3 separate regions of the Mus musculus genome follow, and regions 2 and 3 are each linked to region 1. A link is a loop called in an ENCODE intact Hi-C map of the cell type or tissue named here. Cell type or tissue: gastrocnemius. All regions are shown on one strand. Region 1 has its middle 12 kb from the start of Gm41046. Region 2 overlaps Mast4 (microtubule associated serine/threonine kinase family member 4). Region 3 overlaps Gm30551 (predicted gene, 30551).

Region 1 (8,000 bases):
TCTCTCCAGACAACACTTAGGATCCCTGGGGTCATTAAAAAAAAAAAAGTCACAGTGATTTCAGGTTTTTTAGGTCGGGCTCCAGACACTAGAGCTAGTCAGGTAGTGTCAATGTATGTCCCAGGAGACTCAAAGCATTCCTGGTATGTATGGTACTGTATCCAAAGGGGGCTGGGTATAGGTAATTTATAGATACACATTAGAACAGTCATTCTAATCTTCACCTCTGTCTTATGAACATTCTAAGCAAGGTCATGTATATATGCTTTGTGTGTGATCAAAGAAAGGTGCTGATGGCCGAGAATGAAGAAATGATATCCTAGTCGTGCTGCATAGAAAATGGAAGATGCCTACCTGGAATAAAGTACTACTAGTTCTAGGTCAGTCTTCTACTAGCAGCCTTTGGATGAAGATGTAGAACTCTCAGCTCTGCCTGCGCCATGCCTGCCTGGATACTGCTATGCTCCCATCTTGATGATAATGGACTGAACCTCTGAACCTGTAAGCCAGCCCCAATTAAACGTTGACCTTAGTAAGAATAGTTTTGGTCATGGTATCTCTTCACAGCAATGAAATCCTAACTAAAACAGAAGTTGATACCAGAGACTGGGGTATTGCTGTGATAGACCTGGCCATGCTTTTATTTGAAAGAATGTGGATTTAGGGAATTTGGATTCGGAACACAGTGGAATGCTTTAAATGGGGCTTAATGGGTCATCCTAGTAGGAATATGGAAGATTTTGTTGCTGGGAGTAATTTGAACTGTGTTGACTTGGCCCAAGAGGTTTCAAAGGAGAAGAATTTCAGAATGTGGCATAAAGACTGTTTCTGTGGTATTTTGGTGAAGAATGTGGCTACTTTTTGCCCTTGTCTGAAAAGTCTGCCTGAAGCTAAGGTGAAGAGACTCAGTTTAATTGCACTGACAAAGGAAGTTTCAAAAAAGCCCAGCAGAGACTTTGTTCTCTGGTTAAGTCTTATGAAGAGAAGTTTGAACAAGCATAGCAAACTGAGAAAGGAAAAATATAAAATATATGGTTCGAGTATTAAAGGGGTACCAGGAAGTGAAATGGAACAAAATCCTGTGTTCTAGGAGATAGCAGATTAAGGGAGTGGGACCTTGAGGCAAGATCCTACCCAGCTAAATTTAGATCCAGACTTGGTGGTACATACCTTTAATCCCAGGAGACAGGCATGCTGATCTCTGTGTTCAAGGTCAATCTGCAGAGCAAGATCCAGGACAGCCAAGCTTAGGCAGTGAAGGATTTGGAAAACAGAAAGCCAGTGACAGTGTAATAGTACAAGTGGGTCATGTTCTAGTTCCTGCAAGCAGAAGAACTCTGCAGCTTCAGCCATGTGGCTCTGGCTCTAGAGTTAAGAACTGAAGGAACTGCTGGGACAATTAATGCTGGTTAGCTGGAGCTAAGAAATTAGCAATGATTAAGAAGAGATCAGTATCACTGAGGTGAAATCTTCTGAAAATTGTTTTCTGGGAGCACAAAGAAGCTGTTCCAGAGATAGCCAAGGTTGTTCCTTGTGCTGTGGCTAGACTTGGTAATATGTAAGAGTTACCCAGGTGGTACTGGTTTTGAAGGCCTGAAGGTGTAATGAAGAACAGTTGAGGCTTGGCACTGTGAGAGGTCATGGAAGGCCATTGGAGAAGGTGTGGCCTCAGCTGTAGTTGATGGCCCAGGACTGAAGGGGTCATGCAAAAGAGTTTAGGCTTGGCACCATGAAGAGAGCCTATGAAAGGCTATTGGTGAAGCCTATTGGAGTGGAACACCCCAGTGTATTGGAGAGGTCAGTACCATGGGATAATCACCAAGAACAGCAGCCTTAGTGGAGTGGATCAACCTGAGCTTAGAGTGCTACAGAGGGCAGAGCTGGAGAAGTGATGCCAGCCCTTAGAAGGAGCCCAAAAGATCAAGTGGAATCCCAGACTCTGAAACAAGAAGCTGTAACACTGAAATTGCCTTGGAGACTCAAGATGTTAAAGATGCCAGAGCCATGGGATACATGCTGAGGAAAGCTGCTAACAGGGAGTGGAACCAATCTAGGAGAAAGCAGTTTGTTGCAGTCAACAAAGATGAAAAAGGAGTGGAGATCTGAAGACTGCTTTGACATCAGCCATGGAGATGCAGAGTTTGGAGTTTGCCCAGCTGGTTTCCTGTCTTTCTTTGGGGATTACAGTTAAGTAATTGGATAAATCTCAGAAGAGACCTTGAACTTTGGACTTTTAACACTGTTGAGACTGCTATAGACTATGAGGACTTTGAAAGTTGGACTAAATGCATTTTGCATTATTCTGTGTTTAAATATGGCCCCCCATACATTCATGTGTTTGAACTAGCCTATGGGGACTAGGGAGTGGAATGTGATGGTTTGTATATTCTTGGACCAGGGAGTGGCACCATTTGGAGGTGTGACCTGGTTGGAATAGGTGTGTCACTGTGGGTGTGGGCTCACCCTAGTTGCTTGGAAGTCAGTCTTCCACTAGCCGCCTTTGGATGAAGATGTAGAACTCTCAGCTCTGCCTGCACCATGCCTGCCGGGATGCTGTCATGCTCCCATCTTGATGATAATCGACTGAACCTCTGAACCTGTAAACCAGCCCCAATTAAATGTTGACCTTAATAAGAGTAGTTTTGGTCAAGTTAGTTGATGCTCATTATACAGGACACAGGAAATACTCAACATATTAAAGTAGGGGTTCATGTGTTTGTTTGCTTTTAAGGGTTTTGGAGAGGTTGTTGGGGAGCCAGGTTATGTCAGCCCACAGTTCATTAAATAATACAGCCCTTCCTGGCAGGGAGGTCCTGGTGTCAGGAGCTTGAGGCAGCTGCTCAAGTTGTATGCAAACTCAGAAAGCAGAGACTGGTGAATCTAATGTGGTTTGAAGTTCTAAAATTTGGGCGCGTTATTTTGTATTTGGAACTTTTTTTTTTTTTTTTTTTTTTGATAGGGAAGGAAGTGACTACTTTCGCATCTGTGAAACATGTTAGTACGGAGATAGTGGAACAAATGGGGAAAAAAAGCCTGTCTTTGCCACCAGGAGTTATCCCACCCCCATCCCCATTTCTGAGGCAAAGAACATTATGCTTGTTTGTTTTTCTAAAGGACAGTGTAATATACACTGATGTCAAGATAAAGCAAGGTAATAAGGCTTATAAAGATTTTTTAATTATGCAAATTTGCTGAAGGGCATTTTTTGCCAGATACACAAAAATTGCATTCAAAGAATCACAACTCTGGACTGGAGAGATGGCTCAGCGGTTAAGTGCACTGACTGCTCTTCTGAAGTTCCTGAGTTCAAATCCCAGCAACCACATGGTGGCTCACAACCACCTGTAATGGAACCCAATGCCCTCTTCTGGTATGTCTGAAGACAACAACAGTGTACTCACATATATAAAATAAATAAACCCTTAAAAAAAAAGTACTACTAGTTCTAGAAAGGACCAGGAACTGGTAGCTAGACAGTCCATCCATTTACCCAACCATAATTGTTGGACGGACTCCTAATACACTATGAGGAAAGGCAGGCCTGTGATGTCACCAGTTTTACTACTAATAGAAGGAAATTTTCAAGCAAACAAAATATTCAGAAGCTGCAATAGAATTTAGCACAGAGGAGAGTAGTGACTTTAACTTCTGCACGGAGTTGTCTCCGGGGCATGGAGGATATTGGGGTATATTCATTGTTCTACAAACACCTTAGGGGTATGGAAAATGATGGTCATCTCTTAGTCTCCAGAAGTTGCTAATACAGCCTTCAAGCCACAAGGACACATCAGCAGTACAGTGCCACACAGGTCCCCAGTAGAGGAATGTCTCCTGGTCCTCAGAGCAAGGCTGAAGTGCCATGATTGTTCTCCTGGTAATCTCCATGTGACATTCAGAAAGTGGCCACTAGGTGGCAGCTGCATGCTGCGAAGAAATAAACCCTACTGTACTTGGTGCTCAGAAGCCAAACTTCAACTAAGTCCTGTGCCTGAACAGAGGATGGAGACAGGTTGGGGTTTACTCTGACCTCAGCCCACAAGCAGGCGAAATGGGGGACTGGGTGTTCTGAGCACCTCTGAAAAGTTGAAAGTTGGATTTTAATTCATTCGTATGAATTAAAGTAATTTAAATACAACAGCAGATGTTCAGCTCGGGTATTTAAAAACCTTTAAATCAACCTGGCTATGAACACAGGAGTCTGACAACCTACTTCCTCAACTGCGAATTCTATTAACAGACAGTTCCATTGAAAATAATGAAGTTAAGCTATGCTGTAAATGGCAAAGTCACCACTGAGGTTGACATAGAAGTGTGTTATAACCACCTCAGTAGCTCTTCTGTCACCTCAGAGTTACCATCTTGACCACATTTGGAAAGATCTACCCTCCCAACAAGCTTGATTCATACTTGTATGAGTTATGCTGATTTTATATTGATTTATGTAACATTTTGATGTTGTTTTGAGATAAAGCATATTAAATTTCACCTTCTTTCCTTTCGCTGCGTGGTTTGGTTTGGGAGGTGTTTTGCCACTTACTGAGAGAAAATTAAATGAAACACAGAGGTAGGAACACACTGGGAGAAGACAGCAGCCCTCTCCAGGCTCCTGCGGAGGCTGTTCCTTTCTCTACCTGCCCCAGGGCCCTCCAGTCCATGTCTCTCCACGGGGATACTTGCCTTCCTACCCAACTCAGGCATTTTCCTGGTGGTTTGGATCCTCTTGGTTCAAAGAAAAGTAGTGATCTTATATTTTCCTTCTCTTCTCTCTCCTCTTACTCCTGCTTCTCTCCAGCTTGGTCCCACGGTGCGTGAAGAAAGGAGCCTTCCTGCCCACTCACCCAGTTGTGTGCCAGTTCTGTAGCTTGTGTGGCAGGTTCTAAATTCTTACAGCAACTCTTACTGTCTACTTCTTTTTTTCCACTCTCTCTTTTCTTTTCTTTTTTCCTTTTTCTTTTTATTGGATATTTTATTTATTTACAGTTCAAATGTTATCCCCTTTCCTGGTTCCCCCTCCGGAAACCCCCTATCCCGTCCCCTCTCCCCCTGCTTCTATGAGGGTGTTCCCCCACCCACGCACCCACTCCCACCTCCCTGACCTGGCATTCCCCTACACTGGGACATCAAGCCTTCACAGGTCCAAGGGCCTCTCCTCTCATTGATGTTTGACAAGGCTAACATATGCAGCTGGAGCCATGGGTCCCTCCATGTCTACTCTTTGGTTGGTGGTTTAGTTCCTGAAGCTCTGTGGGGGGAGGGTCTGGTTGGTTGATATTGTTCTTCCTATGGGTTGCTAACCCCTTCAGCTCCTTCAGTCTTACTGTCTACTTCTTAGGAACCAAAGACAGACAGACAGACAGACAGAGAGGGAGAGAGAGAGAGAGAGAGAGAGAGAGAGAGAGAGAGAAACAAAGAAACAAAGAAAATTTAGAAATACAAATTCTAAAAAGCAAAATGTAGATAATGGAAGTAATAACAGATTTTTTTTTAATAATATTGTTCTCTCTTTTTATATGTTGATGTGGGCAGCAGGTCCTTATGTGTGCCTGAGCAAAATGAGGACTCTCTGAGGGAACAGTGGGGGTTATAAGCAAAAATAGCACAAGAAAAAGCTCTGGGGGTGAAGCCACAAAGGTGAGCAAACCTGACTGCGCTAATGACTGCCCCACCCCCATCCTGTGTCCTTCCACCCCACACCTCACCTCCACTTAGAATGTCCGGCCACTTTCCTTCCTGGATTCATTACTCAAGAATCATAAAGAATTATAAATGACCTAGAATGTTTGCTTCTTGTGCATTAATGATGTTAGATTATTCGTTCTCTCTCTCTCTCTCTCTCTCTCTCTCTCTCTCTCTCTCTCTCTCTCTCTCTCTTGAAAGAGAATACCAAGAGTCTTAGGGATGGGCTGGGTCAGGATGCTGTGCTTATCTGGCATCAGATGGGGTGTGTGATGTGTAGTTAGCCACTGGCTTCAGAAGGCTGAGCATTTGGTATTTGCCTGCTACATATTCGTAGGATATAGTTCCAAAAGTTCCTTTTGGTGGTGGTGGTGGGGGGTGGTGTCATGTTTCTTAACTAGGATAATTGTGTAAAAGCTACAAGCCCTTTTCACTTTAATCAGAGATAAGCATGCTTAGATTTGGGGGAGAAAAAAATTATATATACATATACATACATATATATATATATATATATATATATATATATAGAGAGAGAGAGAGAGAGAGAGAGAGAGAGAGATTGAGTTAGAAGGCAATCATCTTACATGACTGGGAAATGAAGCTTCTAGACTTTGGGAGTTATTTAACAAAATTTCCAGTGCCAGGCCTGAACACCTCCTTATGGGTTATTGATTGAAGGCACCAGAAATCCCCAGAACTATGCAGGTTCTTGTCATTCCTCATGATTGCCTACCAGAACCAGATTATAGGAGACCCTATTGTTGAAGAATATATATATGACATAGAGAAATCAAGCTAGAACTGAGCTAGAAGCTTCCTCTCTGCCAGCTAGCTTTGGTGGTTCCAGAAGATGTTCTGAAAGCTGCTAAGGGAGAGAGCATCGTTGATCTTATCCAGCTGTTAACCCTGTGAGCCATGAGGCCATCCACCAAGCAAACTGTGCCCACTTGTTCAGTAGTGGCATTCTGGGTGTTGGGTACACTAACCAACAGCTCTCTAACTGGAATTGAGGCCAGTTTCACAAGAGGGAATCCAAGCCTGGTACCAAAGACCTGAGGGGAAACCCGTAGCTAAAGAAGTCATAGGTACTGGGAGTGAGTAACTGAATACTGTTTTTAAGCAAAATTGACAAAGCATCAAGCTGCCTTCTAAATGTTGGTCTTTACCTGTAAGCAAAAGCTACTGTTAGCCTTCATCAGAGAAGCCTCATCAGTGAACAATGGTAAAGACTCGGGGTTTCACAGGCACCGAGAGTACATGACAGATGAGACTCACAGCTTCACAAGGTACCAAGAATACATGACAGATGAGTACTGATCCCGGAACAAGACATCTACACTTGCCCTCCGAAGGCTGAGAGAATGTTAAGGAAGAAGAGACAAAAAAGAGTATCGTATCCAGAAAACAGGAAAAGAATTGGGTAATGCCAAGCAAGACACAGCCATTGCAATCCCAAACTCACAGCAGCTGGGGATGCATCCACTAGATTTACACAAGGATTAGCCAGTCAGCCAGCAGTTGAACTGAATGGGGGAGGAGTTCAGAAGGCCCTACTTCTCCCAGATGAACTATTTACTCACATTTGCTATTAAATGCTTCAAGGAGATGGGGCTGTCCTTGCCTTCAGTTGTCTATCCACTGATGGGCCCACCAGACTCCAAAGGATAACTCTAATCCAATGATTATAAATGGCCGTGGTTGATCCGAAATGGGTCACCAAAAGTCATGAATCTGAAAAGGAATAGGTATGGAGGAGGAGACAGAAGACAGAAGGGAGAGAAGAGAGCAGGGCAGAGTGATCAGACTGCATCATATACATGCAGGACAGGGTCAATGAGCAGCATTAATTTAAAATCCAGCAATGGATTTTCACTGTGAAAAGTTTACTAACTGGGTTGGAGAGATGGCTCAGCAGTTAAGATCACTGACTGTTCTTCCAGAGGTCTTGAGTTCAATTCCCAGCAGCCACATGGTGGGTCACAACCATCTGTAATGGGATCTGATGCCATCTTCTGGTGTGTCTAAAATCCAGCACTAGCAACAAGAACACAAACAGGCTCTATTTGTCATACAGATTTAAATGTATAAATGTATAGAACAAGGGATAGATTCACTTACCATAAGCTCAGAGAGGCTTATATGTGAAAGTGAGAGGAGAATTTCAGAGTTTCTTCTTTCTCTTCTTCTTGGTTTGTTAATAATAGACTGCAACAGGAACTAGTTGTGTTCTATAAAAAGAAAACGATGCTAGAATTGTACCATTTTCTCCAAACTTGAAACAGCTGATTGCATGTCTGCACAAGGCCTTTCTCTATACACTG
Region 2 (8,000 bases), 66 kb after region 1:
AATTAAACTCATAAAGTCACCTCTGTCTTCTAATACTACACTCCTGACCCCCACCAATCTGACTACTTAAGTGGCTCCTGCAGGGTCCTCGGCCTCAGGTGGGCTCTCCGTGTTTTCCTGCTCACATGACTTTGTTTTTCCTGGAGTTAATGAAGCACTTTTATTAAATCACTTCTTTTTCTATCTCTATCCAAACTCAGCGTGAGGAGACTCAGGCTCAGGTGAACAAGGGATCCCCACTATGGTAGCTCAAAGAAGCCATGCCTGGACTGGGAAGAAACACCCCTTCCCAGAGCACAGGCTCACACGGGCTTTAGCCGGTACATAGAATTTTTGGTTCTTCCTTGTCTGCCAATGTGTGCCACCTCACTAGATTCCAGTCACACAGAGCCTTTTATTTCCAGGCTTATTTCAAAGGCTTAAATATGTGGGGCTTTTTTTTTTTTTTTTTGATATATGCTAAGACTTTCTTAGTTACATACACACGATATTTTAAATGCAGATTTCATGTGGAAAGCTGCCTGATGGTCAAGTGTGTCAAATCCAACTCTCCTGACATGATGCCTAAAGGCTTAAAGAAATACAACAACAACAACACAAAGAGAAATGAAATACAGCAGAGCTGCTGAGATAGCTTAGCAGGTAAAGGCACTTTCCACAGGCGCGTGACCACCTGAGGTCAGTCCCCTGAGCCTGAGGTTGAAAGAGAGAACTAGCTCCCAAAGCTATCCTCTGATCTCCGATGCACTGTGGCATGTGTATGCCTACACATAGACACAAAAGACAAAAATAAAAAAGAGAAATTTAAGCCAGAAAAGGCCTTTTCATGGTGTCGACACATGCTAAAAACTAATAGCAATCATATACACTGAGAGCAATGACTCTTTCTGCTATACATGCAATGCCGCTGACCTTGAATGTCTACTGTGAACTGTGGTATAGCATTTCTCACATGTAGTGAAACATACCTTCCTCAGACATATTTCATAAGGAATATACTTTACTCAACACAGGCGGCTGCCAACCTTTTAAAGAAGGCCGGACCCAACTTACCTTTCTAGACTCTCCTTCTTCTTGGACTTCTTGCTTCGTCTCACCATCCGGCCCTTGTAACTGTTTCTCCTGGCTGGTCCCGTTTTGATTGATGTGTTTTCAAATGGAGTAGTGGTGATAGACACCTTATTCCCACTCTAAAAAGAAAGTTGAGGTGATATTAAAAAGAAATGCTGTGAAGATGCAAGATCAGAACTAAGAGATTCCAAGACAAGTAAAAAGATAGGTGCATCAATAAAGGCGTCCCCCTGCTGCTAAATAATCCTGGACCCATGAGTTCCGGCCAATGCAAAAGTGGGAGAAGGTAAAGTAACAAGTCTCTTTGGTGAGTGGGAGTCATATATTGGAGTCAAATTCAAGTTCGGCAGGCCTGCTTGCCCTTCGCTGCTCCTTATAGACTGTACTAGCTCCCAGCAGGACCCCACCATCTCTTAGAGCTCAGCAGAGGAGTAAATGAGAGCTTGCAAAGCCTTTAGCACCAAGTGTGACACATGGAAAGGACTCTATAAATAACAGCTATCTTCATCCATATGTATTAAATATAAATGTGCCCAGGAGCTGTCTGGTCTTGCTTGATATATTTTCCTTCTTTCTCTGTTTCGTGTTTTTCTTTGACCTAGAAATCATAGGGCGACAGAACCGAATGAGACTTTTATTTGTAATGATGTTAGAAGGTTCCTCTCTTATTGTCATAAAACCTGTCACCTCACAGTGCTGGGAAGTTATGTGCCCGCCCCTGGGAGAGTACTCTAACCAGGTCACGCACAGTCACATAATTCCCGGTGGGCTTCTGAGTCCTTTCACTTCACCTTGGGATGGGAATTCTAGGCAGGTCCTAGTAATGAAGGTGAATAGCAGCCAGGCCTAGGGGCACTGGGTCAGGTGGGCAGAGACTCTGCTACCTACAATTTCTTTGTGCATGTCATAATAGCCAGAGAGCAAATACAGTCTTTCAAAGTCAGAGGTGGCCATGATAAACTTGAAAGAAGTAGCCCAAGAACAAGGGCCTTTTAAAATGCCAGGACCTAGAAGCTAAGTTCTAAGCCATACCGAGCAACAGGAAGAAAACTCTTGTGGGAACAGAGACTGGGAAAGCAGATTTCTGCCTGGCTGATATCTGCCTTCTTTCCCCTGATCGGGAAGGATCGCATGCTATTATAAGAAACAACAAAACAAAACCAAACCAAAAATGGGAAAGCATAAGTAAAAGAAAAAAAAATCATTGAAATCTCCACTCAGCTACAACTGATGATATTTCAATCTATCTCCTGCTGGGTTTTAATTGTTTTTGAGAAGGAAGCGTGAAAATCAGACGGAGGGCCTTGGTGTATGCTAAGCAACACTCTGGCATTAAATTACATAGCTACATCATCCCTAGCGCATCCTCGTCATTCTTTGAACATGTATAAACATATGCACATCTTATCAACAATCTTAATGTCATATCTGTAGCTCTCTATTTTCCATCTCACATGTCTGGAAACTTCTCAACAAAGATTCTCTAAGGACATGCTTTGTCTTGGCTGCCTACTGGTGTCTCCCCACCGCTACTCTTTTCTGAGTTTCAGTTTTATGAGTTGATGGTTCCTTAGTTATTTATATTTCTTTAGGGCAGTGGTTCTCAACCTTCCCACTGTTGTGACCCTTTAATATAGCTGTGGTGACCCCCAACCATAAAATTATTTCACTGCTACTTTTTTACTGTAATTTTGCTACCGTTATGAATCCTAATGTACACATCCGATATGCAGGGGTTTGCAAACGCCAGGGGTTACGACCCACAGGCTGGCCACCACTGCTTCAGGGAGCTCTTTGTTGATGTTTTATCTCTGGCTTATAATTGAAAACACAGTGTTTTTATTATTGCCTTCATAGCTCTTCATATATCATTTTAGAAGTATAATCTCCCACCTAATAATAGATTTGCAGAAAATATTTTAGGTAGGTGGGGTCTGAATTCCAACAGAAAGGTAAGTCATATGTCCTACATGTAGGTGCAAAACTTTAAAACATTTACATTTTCTTTAACGGGAGAGGTTGGCTTATTTCTCACCAAGTGGAAAATTCGCTATTGAAGATTCGTGGAAGGAGGCCTTCATGAATGGGATGAAAAGGGGCAACAAGGCTGCTGGGACTTATCTTTCAAAAGTGTTCTTTGCTACTTTCCTATACTGAGTGCACACACACCTCCATATGATCACTAGGTTGATATCCCATGAGCCACTGGGGCTTGTATTCCAATGCATCTCAACATTGCCTTTTTTTTTTTTTTAAAGCACAGTCTAACACTGTAGATCAGGCTAGCCCAGAACTCACAGGGTAGCCCACACTGGTCTCAAACATGTGCCAGTTCTTCCTCGTCAGCCTCTGGAGGGCTAGAATTGTGGTTATGTCCCGTCACACCTGGCTCAGACTTTCATATCCTAGTAGGAGGCTAACAATGCCACCTGGTGTTTTAAAAATACAATTTAGCTTTAAAGTCATTCTCATGTATAATCTTTATTCTTATAATCAAGATCCGAGGGTTGGGTCACTACTCCTGAGGTGAGAAAGGACTGTCATTGTTGGACTATAGATAATGATAACAGTTTCAAGGACCCCTGAGATTCTTGCTCTCAGAGTCATGGTGGTAAATGGAACCATCAAAGTCTGGCTACTCTGTCCTTCATCCCCCAGTGCCCCTCCTTCCCGATCTGCTCCGCATGGGCAGCGGGTGCTTGGTCCCCTCTACCTCTCCAGTGCCTGGCTTGTGTCCACCACAGTGGCGGTCAGCAAACCATCATGGGCCATGTGGGGCATGCTCAGAGAACTAGATCACTGAAAAACGAAGGAGGCATAAGCATGATAAAATTGTGAATGATAAATTAGAGTACAAATCATGAGTGCTTCTCACTAGAAAATGGAGAGGAGCAGGGCCCGCTGACTCAGCATGTATTGAGGCTCTGAATAAATGCCCCCTTCCACAAAAGCTAAACCTACTTTTTGTTTGTTTCTACTTATGACTTTTCAAAAAGCGGTTTGTTGGACTGATATTCATACACCAAAGACAGCTCCTGTAGTAAAAAATGCACAAGGTGCATCATGCAAATATTAATCAGAAGCATCAGGAGAAATGGTAAATGAATAGAAAAAAAAAAATACTGGGTGCTGTTTGCGAAGCCTGCCACCTAGTGGATCCACCTAGCTACAGCAGGAGCTACAAGGAAGCTGGGGCGTGAGAGAACTCTGTGATAGCTGTCTGAGAAAACAATAGCAGCAGCAACAGAACTAGGCAAGCTGACTGCTAGATGTCTGCTTAGTTTGCTCTGACTTGCAAGTCTTTCCGGGTTTCAGTGCACAAGGGGAGAGGAGAAGTTTTAAGTGGGCTGAACTGAGTCAAGGTTTCTTCCTTCTGGCCTCCCTTGTGTTGTGGCCCTGACTCTCATCCTCCGCCCTAGCTCCAGCCTGCTAGCACACCTTACCCCAACATGAACCAAGGCCTCAACCTACTAGGCTCACTGTGTACTTCCCAACACCTGAGACCCACCCACCTCACATTTGCATTTCTATCCATGTTGCCTGGGCTATCCCTACTTCTCCTCAACTCCCCGAACCATCATTTAAGGCCTGTACAGATTAACCCTCAGTTCTCTTGAGCTTTTTCGATGCCAGTAGTCTTTCCTTCTTGGGAACTTCTGCCACGTTTACAGTCTGTTCCTTAGGTTTAGCACTTTGATTATAGCCTGGTGATGCTAGGCCTTCCTACTGTGAGCACTGGATGATGAGGCACTCCTAATTAGATGCTTGTGTTGGAGAAGTGTGTGGTAGGCACTGAAAGCACAGCCTCTGACTCACGCTGCCTGGGTTGAAATCACTGACCTAGCAGATGGTTGTGGCTGCCTTGCTCATGGCTCTCTACTTTGGTTTGTGTGTCTGGAAAATGGGGACACCTCTATTTATAGCATCTGCCTCAGAGAAGAACCGAGGGTCACATGAATTTGTGTAAAACCCAGCAGAGCCTGGCGGGTGCCAAGTACTCTTGCTTCATTAGCTATGTATGTGTATGAGTTTTGTGTAGGATCGTGTGTGTGTGTGTGTGTGTGTGTGCGTGCACGTGTGCACACGCACAAGCATGTGAGGCCAGAAGACATCCTTGTTTCTTGATACATGATCTGAAACTCACCAAGTAGGCTGACCTGGCTGACCAGCAAAGCCTGTGACATTCCTGTCTCTACTCCCCAGTGGTGAGTGCACAAGTGCCACTGACTGCAGGTGTCTGCACCCCGTGTGGTTTTAGAGCAGTGGTTCTCCACCTGTGGGTCATAACCCCTTTAGGGGATCACATGTCAGATATTCACATTAGGATTCATAACAGTAAGAAAATTACTGTATGGAGTAGCAATGAAAATACTTTATGACTGGGGGCCACCACCACATGGAGAACTGTAATAAAGGGTCACAGCATTAGGGGGCTGAGGACCACTGTTCTAGAGGATCAAACTCAAGTCCCCATGCTTGCCAGGGAAGTACTTTACCAACGGAACTATAACCTCAGCTCCCCATCAGCTATTTCCCTGAGTTGTTTTAGATGACGCTTGCAGCATTTAGCCCAAAGCTCTGGAAATACAAGGAAATACGGAAGGATGACAGTCATGCCATTTGGTTGTCCCCACCCCATACTTGAGAAGCTCCCAGAGTTCCTGAAGTTCCTGAACCAAGTGCTGGTGAGGCCTAGAGGTTTTCTTATGCACCAAGAATTTAAACAAAGTAATACGGCTGAGTGGAAAGTTCCTTAATTATAGGGTTAAGCCTGACCTGTTATCGCTCGAGCAAAGGCTGAAAACTGGGACACTATGGTCTCCATCTACGAAAGACCATGAAGTTATTTTAGAAAGACTGATGCTGTCCCACGATCAAGCTCTCCTGGAAGGGAAGGAATGAGGGACCTGACCATCCACTCATCCCAGGAGTCTACACTGCTGACTGCTGTTGGACCCGCCTCCCTGTACTCGTGAGCTGAAGGTTCCACAGCAGGGCTACTTCAACGCTGTAAGGGGAAATGAGACTCAAGGTGCAGCAATGAGATGTAGAAAGTGCTCCTGGTGTTCTCAACCCACGAGACAGATACTGTAGTTCCTGTGCTTCTACATGTGTGCACACAGCCCTACTAGTGATCTTGCTGCTGTTTCCTAAGGATGCCATGAGAGGCTGTAAATTAGCATCAGCCAGGTATACTACACAGAGGCTGTAAATTAGCATCAGCCAGGTATACTACACAGAGGCTGTAAATTAATCAGCCAGGTATACTACACAGAGCTGCCACTGCAGTATGAAGCCGGCCATGGCGTGTAGACGCCCACTGCCGATGCTGGTCACTTTACACTCTTTGTTCAAGAACTGCTGCTTAAGTTTGGCAGAAAGCTGCATGATTACGCAATTCGCCCGCCCGCCGGGGCGATAATTAAATCCCTTGCATCTTCTTTGTTTCGTTACACTAGCTACTGCTCCTGGGTGCTTCCTTTATGATCCAGAGGCAGGATCTACTGCCTTAAATGTGTGCCAGAGCACTCTACAGCTTCAGGAAGTGCCATGGCATAGCACACCCCACCATGTTCGCACCCTTGCAGTGGCCCACAGTGACTGTACCCTCTGATGGAGCTGTAGGTTGTAGGAGGTGATCACAGTCACAAGGTGAGGTGAAAGGTCACACAGAGGGCCAGCTGGCTCTCTAAGACATTTCCAAAGACCTTTCTAGGGGGAGGGGGACTACATATACAATCTCACAGAAGCAAGAAGAGAGGTTTAGAAATCCAGAATCATGTTAACATATAACATAAATTCAGCTTATTTTTCTTCTTCCATAAACATCTATATTCTATGAAATAAATACATGCTGAGGTAGGAGCTATTTTGCATATAACACACTACTGTTATGAAGAGTGCAATATATATTATATAAAATACATATATATACATGCATATAGGACATATTCTATATTATACTGTATATATATAATTTACCAGCACAGATATAAATATATATACATGTATATGTAATATTATATATACATATACATAATATATGCATACAGTGTAATATATAATGTATTATATATACATGTATAAATGGATGTATATATTTATACCTATGCTGGTTAGTTCGGATTTTTAATCAATTTGACACAAACTAGGGTAATCTAGGAAGAGAAACCCTAAACTGAGAAAATGCTCCCCCATCTGACTGTCTTGTGGGAGGTTTTCTTGATTTTTTGATTGATATGGGAAGGCAGAGCCTAGTGGTGACCGTGCCACCCATGGGCAGATGATCTTGGGGCATATAGGAACAAAGACTGAGGAAGCAGTGTTCCTCCATGGCCTCTGCTTTAGTCCCTCTTCCAGTCTCCTGCTCTTACATCTCCTTATGATAGACCGACTATAAGTTCTGAGACAAAACAGAACCTTTTATCTCCAAGAAGCTGTTGATCACGGTCTTTGTCATGGCAACAGGACGCTAACTAAAGCAATTACCATTTATATCTTATAGTTCTTTTAGCTTGCCAGGCGGTGGTGGCACACACTTTTAATTCCAGCACTCTGGGAAGCAGAGACAAGAGGATCTCTATGAGTTTGAGGCAGCCTGATCTAGAGAGAGTTCTAGGACAGCCAAGGTTACACAAAAAGAAAAAACAAACAGACAAATAAACAAACAAACAAACAACCCCAAAAATTTGCTTTAGAAATATCATTGATCTAAGGCACCGGTAGAAAATGATTGGCAACTGAGAGAATTATTTTCCAGCTCCAGAGGTCACACACACACAGTGAACACCTAGATAGGACCACGGGACTTTCTTTGTCCACTGTTCTCAACAGTGTCCTCAAAACTGAAAGACACAGGAGACAAGCTCTCAATAGGAGACAAACTCTCCACGGTCATTCCAGGCTCTCACGGTCTAAGACAGTTTCAG
Region 3 (8,000 bases), 970 kb after region 1:
GCAGGGATGTGCGCCATTCCATTCTCTGTCAAATAGTGGCTAAAGCAGAAAATTAGCTCTGTCGTCATCATTGATTAAGCAGTATTTTTCAAAGCCTCCAGTCATCAGTAAAGGAGTCCTACTCAACAGATTAACAGATTATTTTAGTGATTAGCTAGTGGTTTTCATTGGGTTAGCAAAGTGCCTTATAGATGCAGTGCACCCAGGCATGGGCTGCAGCTGTGACAGAGGCAATATCTCCATGCCTCTCCCTGACCTGTGCCTGATAGCCCCAGGACCAGGAACGCTTGAAGAGGATGCATAGAGCCTGGGTCACTGTTGTCATTACCTCATCTACTTCCTTTTACATTCTAGTTGGACTTAACAATATTCAGCGCTCTTTCTCTCTCTCTCTCTCTCTCTCTCTCTCTCTCTCTGTGTGTGTGTGTGTCTCTCTCTCTCTCTCTCTCTCTGTCTCTCTCTCTCTCTCTGTGTCTCTCTCTCTCTCTCTGTCTCTCTCTCTCTCTGTGTCTCTCTCTCTCTCTCTCTCTCTCTCTCTCTCTCTCCTTTCGCTAAGGAAATAAGCACAGTAGCATGAAACTTGCCTTCTCTAAATCCTCTGCGGTTGGTGAGGCATTTCCACACGCTTCCTCTATACACCTCCCCTTTTCACATCATCAACAACGCAGCCTCAGCGAGCTGGGCTGTACCAGCCAGGCAATTTTTCAGGTGCCAACATGTGCCTTGAGTATGCCTTGGCCAAGGCAGTGGCTGGCAGCCAAAGAACCAGGCAGGGACACTTCATTCTTGCCCTGAATTCGAATTCTAACGCACCAAATCTCTTGCCCGCCCTGCTAAAAAAAAAAAAAAAAAAAAAAGGTCCACTCCTTGTAGCCCTTAACAATTCCCTCTGCAGGCAGCAGCAGCTGGAGATCATGAAAGACAGAGAGCTCAGGGCCCAGGAAGCTGAAGATGCAGGTTTTTATAGCCAGGAGACCTTGAGTGAGCCATTTAACCTCTCTGACCTTCTGTTTTCTCTTCTGTAAAATGGAAATAAAAATATCCATCCTGTCTTCCTTAATAGATTGCCGTGAGATCGGGGTGGCATGATAGATGTAGGGGCTTTGCAAAATGTTAAGTCCCAAGTTTTATCTTTACAGCATATGATCCCGGCTCCCCTGAACACCATTCTTCATGACAAAGAGAGCCGTCAACATCAAACACACACTTGAAGGGCCCCTCTGGGGACGAAAGTTCTCCTTCCTACTGTCTGACTTACTGATGGGGATAGATATTCCCAAGGCATAGCAAATTCTGCTGGCCTTGGTCCCCTGAGAGCTGTCACAGAATATATGACAAAAAAGCCCAGAAAAGATAAAGGGATTAAAGGGATCAAAGGAAGAGGTTTTGTTTTAGCAAAGGCCTTTTCCATAGAGGTTATTAGAGAGGACAGACTTCCTGATCACCCCTGATGCTTCACATGGGGTCCCATGTGAGGCCCATTCAGCCAGAATGACCTCTATGGAGAACTCACATATCCTGAAGAACCTAGCTACCTGGATTTCAGTTTGTCAGTTGTACTTGGACAGGCAAAACAGGCCAGAGAGCAAGAACTTCACTGGTGTGGGAAGCAGTCAGAGGAGAGCGAGATGGTCCATCGGTGAAGTGCCTGCCGAGCAAGCAAAAGAGTCTGAGTTCAGAAATCCACGTAAAAAGCCAAGAATGGCCCCTGTGCCTACAATCACAGTGCGGGCTGGGAGGGGATTTTTGAAGGGATGCTGCTCAGCCTGTCTAGCCAAGCAGCAGATTCCAGTCATGGAGAGACCCCTGTCTCAAAAAGTAAGAGCTACAGAGGAAGGTATAAACATTGCCCTCTGACCTCTCCCCAACTGAAGAAAGCACCAAGAGAGAAAGAAGTAATGGGAGGGGGGATGAAGGGAGAGAAGGGAAGGGGGGAAGGGGAAGAGGGAGGGAGAGTATGTTAGACAGAAGAGCAACAACAGGAGTTACCCCAGCCAAGGGATGGCTGCCTTACAGTTAAGTAGAATGAAGCTGGGCTCCTAGGAATGAGTGTCACATTAAACAAAAGATTCAATGTGGAAAGTGTAGCCAGTACAAATGCAGCTTTTAAACATTAATAGAAGGAGAGGCAGGCACAGTGGCTGGGCAGGCCTCCCACTGGTTCGTTCAAGAAACTTGATGTGTAGTGACATCTAGTGGCATCACATATGAAAGGCTGCTGAAGTTTTTTTTTTTTTTTTTTTTTTTTTTTTTTTTTGAGTGGATGAATCAAAGTTTGTCTATATCTACAGGACAGAGAGCAGCCTTTTGTAATTCTCTGCCGCACTTGCTCATGCTCCAGGAACTAGAACTTTGAGAAAACCCATTCAGTGGTCATGTATGGTAGTGGAAACAAGAAAGGGACCAAGCATCTTTGGGCTTGCTATATGTTTATTTTTATTTAAATCGGGGCATATCACCAGTTGTGTTCTTGAGTCCATGAATGTAGCTGCGAGAATGAGTGACATATGGGCCAACGATCTAAGACATGTTGCCTGAACGGAGAGAGAAGCACTAAAGGATGACGTCACGTGGAGAACATGTCCCCCTTTGAAATAACACTTTTAAAATACATTTCATCTCAAACTGGCTGCCATTCTTCCTTTTACCCGAGAACTTGCAAGGTTTCCTTAAAAACTGTGGCATCCCAAGCTGACCAGTACAACCTAAGTTTTACTGTTACACAGACCACCAGCAATGTGGGTTGACGGTAGCAAGCTAACACTTTTCCAGGGTGTCTCAGAAAGCTCAAGCTGTTCCAGCAGATAAGAGTCTGCATTTCTGAGACACCCTCTCCAATCAAGAAATGAGTAGAACTCTCTGAATAAGCCAGCAGTGTCAGGATCGAGTGGAGAGAGAAGAAACCTCCCTGGAGGCTGCCTGAAGCCCAGGGAAAGAGCGACCATATGGCTTCCCGTTCTTGTCCTTTGTTAGGCACGGTTCTCAAAAGGAATAGAACCAACAGAACATAAATACATTATCAAAGGAGAATTATTAGCTTGGCTTACAAACAACCTGAAGAGAAATCCCTTTATCTTTCTCCAAGCCATCCAACAATGGCAGCCTACATGCTGGCGAGGCAGAGGTGCCCAGAGAGGTTAGGTCCGTAAAGCTGGATGCCTCCACTCAAAATGGGTTCCAAACAGCCACCAAATCCCTCAAGAGCTGTGAGTATTCAGTCCACATGGAAAGAACAAAACAGCTGGAGTGTGTTGTCATTGGAGGATGGCAGCAGCAATGATAGGCAGACTCCTGACACTTTTGTTCTTGGAGGGCATGGGATGGTCCCACCCACTCCCTCTAAGACTGGGTCTTCCCCTCTCAATCCTCTGAATCATCCTCATAGACACACCATGTCTCCTTCATTGGTTCTAAGACCCACCAAATCAGCAGTCAAGACCGACACATCACACATTCCTTACTGAAAAGGCCTCCTGCGGTTTTGAAAAAGTGTATGCTCTCCTATTTGTTCAACAAATAGTTCAAGACCAAGATTATGAATACATAAAAATAAAACAAAATCTTCTCTGTAGAGTGTTTCCTTGTCTTGGTCATTGCATTTGTCATATGAAGTGGCTTTTGAGCTCAAGTTAGGACTACAGTTGGAGCTTGTTTAAGACTTCAAATCCTGTGTCACATTAACGCAAGGAAATATGCTTGTAGATCACCTTTTGGTACAATCTAGCTCATCCAGGCTGAGCTGAGTGCCCGGAAGCGCCTCCTAGTGTTCAGTAGCAATATCTGCACCAAGGACAAGCTCAGCGGCTAAACCATAGATACCATCCAGCCATGTCTACCTGGAATGTTCCAAAGCCTGATGGATTGGGGGAAGGGATAGAAGGGAGCTGGAGGCTGAAGAATCCTGTCACTGTTGTCATAAGCACACTTAACCTCAAGTCCAATAACCCCATCAGACAGGCAGCTCCCTGCCCTCTAAACTCTCCAGAAAGAGATGTTATCCCCTTAATTGGTCAGTGGGCGTATTCCTCCCATGTTCAGATGTATAGTGCTATAGCTATTAGGAAAGGCACCCTGGAGAACTGGACAGGTGTATGAAGTGTGCATGAGTTGATGCACGCTCTCATGTATGTATGTATGCATGCATGTATGTGTGAAAGCTTCCTCTCCCAAATGGCCTTTCCTAGCCGTCTACTACAAGCATCCCATCTGCCCTGCTCATCACCAGAGACCTTTTCTAGCCTCCAGATCTGATCTCCAGTCCTCGACACTGCCCATCATGGCATCAGATGGCCCACAAGAATTTCACCTTCGTGTACAGAACTGAACTTGCCCTCCTCTCTCAGATCTACACTACCCTCCTCCCAGACTCCAGCTCAGTTACTGACACACCATCACCTGCTCACTCAAGCAACTTTTCTCGCACGCCTCTCTCCGTCCAAGTTCTAACGAGTCCTGACCCTGCTTAGCTCCCAGGATCTGGAATGTTCAGAATGGCATGGCTGCACATATGTCCTTTCCCCTTGCTTCCCTCCAACCTCCCCTAGCCCAGAGAATTACCAGGCCCAACGATTCTTCCCTCCAAGTCCCCCTCTGCTGAACCTCCCATCCTGTCTCTATTCATGCCCTCAGTTCCTTCCCCTCCATTGGCTTTAGAACAGCCACCCAGCCTTCAGGCTCACCCTCTCTAATACGATGCCACAGTAGCCTTTTCAATCCTGCCTTTGCCATCCTCTTGACTGAATTCTTCTGCCCGAGAATTCCAAGCCTTTCCCTAACTTGGATTCTAGGAATCATCTCTAAACAACCTTCACGTGTCCTTCATGTGCCTTACCTATGCAGATAGAATCTTGGAACCTGCCATCCTCCTCTGCCCTCTGTATCCTTGTGCATGCTGCTCCCTCTGAGTATGATGCTCTTCCTTATGTCCCCAGATGTCCACTCACTCCCTGCTATACCGGTGGTTCTCAGCTTTTGGGTCTCAATCCTTTTAGGGGAGTCAAATGACCCTTACACAGGGGTCATATATCAGATATCCTGCATATCAGATATTTATATTACAATTCATAACAATAGAAAGATGAATGGTTAGGGAGTAGCAGTGAAATAATTTTGTGGTTGTGGATCACCACAACATGAGGGACTGTGTTAAAGGGTTGCAGCATTAGGAAGGGTGAGAGCCACTGCTTTGTACAGATTTGGTTGCACCTTCCTCTATGTTTATGAAACTTTCTCCTTTTTTCTGCGCCTCAACTTTCTGTATGTCTCATACTTCTGTTTTCCTATTCTTCTCCACTAGAGTGCAAAATCCTTAAAGGATATGTCGGTATCTTTAATACTCTTTTTTACCTCTAGCATTTGGCATAAATTTGGCATTGATTTAATGGTTCAGTAAACATTTGTTAAAAGACTGGAGAGAAAACTTAGTTGGCAAAACGCTAGACATAGAGTCATGAGAAGTTGCGTTTGATCCCCAAAACCTATGTGAGAAGTCATATTTGATGGCACACACTTGTAACCCTAGCACTGCCTGAGACAGGCAGATCCCTACAGTTCCCTGGCCCAGCAACTTGACCTACTTGGCAAGTTTAAGGACAAAGAGTCCCTGTCCTAACCAAGTGGACAGCACTTTCAGAGCACCCAAGCTGGACCTCTGGCTTACACACACAGGAATAAAATAAGCATTTGTTGAATGAGTCAAAATGAAAAACAGCCAATTGCCTGCACACAGCAGAGGGCCTTCTGAGTCAGAACTCAGACTCGTGAGTCCTACTGTGCATTCCGCAATTTCCATCATGCCGGTGGTCCTTCCTCCTCCTTCTTCCCTGCTGACTGGCATCCTCATTTCCCTCTGGGAAAAACCCTTCTCCATGAAGACCATATGGGAAAGTGGACTCGGTTTCCAGTTCCAGAATGGCACATTTCTATCTTAGTGATTGGCTCCAGCAGGGCATAACTGATTTGAGTCCCATAAGTCATGGGAAAAAAAAAAAAAAAGAAAGATTCTCCACGGGCTTCTCAAAGGCCCAGGAGGAACCCCCACTTCCTCTTCTGGACTCTGTCAGATGCAGGCCATGGCCAACTTCCAGCCTAAGAAGAAAGGAAATACCAACAGAGCTCAAAGCGCCCTGCAGTGATGGGGCAGGAGCCTCTGCACTCAGCTACACTGAAGTCCACACTTACTCCCAACTTCCAGTCTCACAAATCCAATAAACCTCTGGTTAAATCCTTTGGTTTTATGCTATTATTACTACTAATAGTGAAATGTGTCCCCTGAAACATACATTCAAGATAACACATGTGTGCATGTGCATTTGAAAAGTAAGGAGCCATCATTTTTGCCCTGCTTAATTCTCTGACAACAAACCATCTTCCCAGCCACCATTCCCTTTGCTTTTGAAATACAGTACAGTTGAAGGAAAATTGGAAGAGCTGCCATGGTCAGCTCAAGTGCATGACGCATCAACAGGCAGTGTGGTCACGTTGTGACAAGCTTGTCTAGAAGCTAACACTCCAATAAATAAGTTGACATGGGACTGTCAGAACTAAGTTCAGGGTCAAATTTTAACTACTCTTTACAGCCCCACACTTTCTCTCCTGGCCTTAAGCACTCCAGTCTATTGATATACCCATCAACTTCCTGGCTGGTTGTCTTTTTTTTAAAAAAATAAAAATAAAAGCTGTCAAATCAAAGTGGAAAGTCAAGGGAACATGGACGAACCCAGGCCCCATGAGAGTGACTGTGGAGCTGGCCAGAAACATCCTGTGTAGATCACTTTTCACTGAGGGAAACAAAATTCTTGGGGACCTTTGTGGGGAGATGCAGGCAGGGTTTCAGGGTGTACCCCAGGCTAGCCCTGAATTCCTGATCCTCCCAAGCGCTAGATTGCAGGCAAGGGCCACCACTCTAAGCTTCTTGGGGACTTTTGGAGTAGAAAAGAATGAATCAAGGAGGTGTTTGTAGAAATGACAGTGGGGTTGGAAGCACACCTGTCAAAGGTGTGATGAAGCCAAAGGAGCTCCAAGGCAGGGTCAGAAAGTAGACGGGAACTGTGCATTCAGCTCTGCTGCTGCTGAAGGAGTTGCTCCTGCCAATAAGCAGAAGGCCACCCAGCCCAAGCCTGGCACTGTGCGAGCCACAACAGCATGTCTGATGAAGCTGCCAACAGTCACACTTGGCCACCAGCTATAAATACAACAGCCCCTCACCCAATCCTAGTGTTCATCTCCTTCCATGGCACCCCAGGCAAACACACAGGCAAATTGCTTCTGGGCCTTTCCTTCCCTGGCCTCCAAGGTTGAGTGACGTAGAAACAGTCAGTCCATTTTCTCTTGCTATAATGAAATACCTGAGGCTGGATACCTTGAAGAGATTCATTTTGTCTATTTGTTCTTTTTTTTTTTCCATTTTTTATTAGGTATTTAGCTCATTTACATTTCCAATGGTATACCAAAAGTCCCCCATACCCACCCACCCCCACTCCCCTACCCACCCACTCCCCCTTTTTGGCCCTGGTGTTCCCCTGTACTGGGGCATATAAAGTTTGCAAGTCCAATGGGCCTCTCTTTGCAGTGATGGCCGACTAGGCCATCTTTTGATACATATGCAGCTAGAGACAAGAGCTCCAGGGTACTGCTTAGTTCATATTGTTGTTCCACCTATAGGGTTGCAGTTCCCTTTAGTTCCTTGGGTGCTTTCTCTAGTTCCTCCATTGGGGGCCCTGTGGTCCATTCAATAGCTGACTGTGAGCATCCACTTCTGTGTTTGCTAGGCCCTGGCATAGTCTCACAAGAGACAGTTATATCTGGGTCCTTTCAGCAAAATCTTGCTAGTGTATGCAATGGTGTCAGTGTTTGGAAGCTGATCATGGGATGGATCTCTGGATATGGCAATCACTAGATGGTACATCCTTTCGTCACACTTCCAAATTTTGTCTCTGTAACTCCTTCCATGGGTGTTTTGTTTCCTATTCTAAGAAGGGGCAAAGTGTCCACACTTTGGT

What was found. Hi-C counts contacts between places; a loop is a spot of excess contacts. Peaks named below come from ENCODE experiments on the same cell type or tissue, not always from the same donor. Only the 100,000 strongest peaks of a DNase experiment are listed, where the experiment ranks them.
Region 2: a loop joins it to region 1, with 11 times the contacts of the local background. A loop is called at or near these places in 31 of 42 quality-filtered maps.
Region 3: a loop joins it to region 1, with 4 times the contacts of the local background. A loop is called at or near these places in 5 of 42 quality-filtered maps.

Annotation. Positions count from the first base shown.
Region 1 is chr13:102,674,790-102,682,789 of GRCm38, forward strand. No RefSeq gene overlaps it. Among named protein-coding and RNA genes, the nearest start is that of Gm41046, 12 kb to the left of the region's middle. In gastrocnemius, no CTCF peak of the experiment used is centred here; a DNase peak (open chromatin) is centred at 3,905.
Region 2 is chr13:102,740,893-102,748,892 of GRCm38, forward strand. Mast4 (microtubule associated serine/threonine kinase family member 4) reads right to left here. Exons shown (of 29, transcript NM_175171.3): 27 at 1,054-1,190. Among named protein-coding and RNA genes, the nearest start is that of 1700099I09Rik, 15 kb to the right of the region's middle. In gastrocnemius, a CTCF peak has its summit at 4,234 (motif pointing left); DNase peaks (open chromatin) are centred at 3,795 and 4,236; H3K27ac peaks cover 1,382 bases.
Region 3 is chr13:103,642,444-103,650,443 of GRCm38, forward strand. All of the region lies in intron 1 of Gm30551 (predicted gene, 30551), which reads right to left. Among named protein-coding and RNA genes, the nearest start is that of Gm24870, 4.5 kb to the left of the region's middle. In gastrocnemius, CTCF peaks have their summits at 2,193 (motif pointing left) and 3,748 (motif pointing left); DNase peaks (open chromatin) are centred at 737, 2,146, 3,795, 3,931 and 1 more place.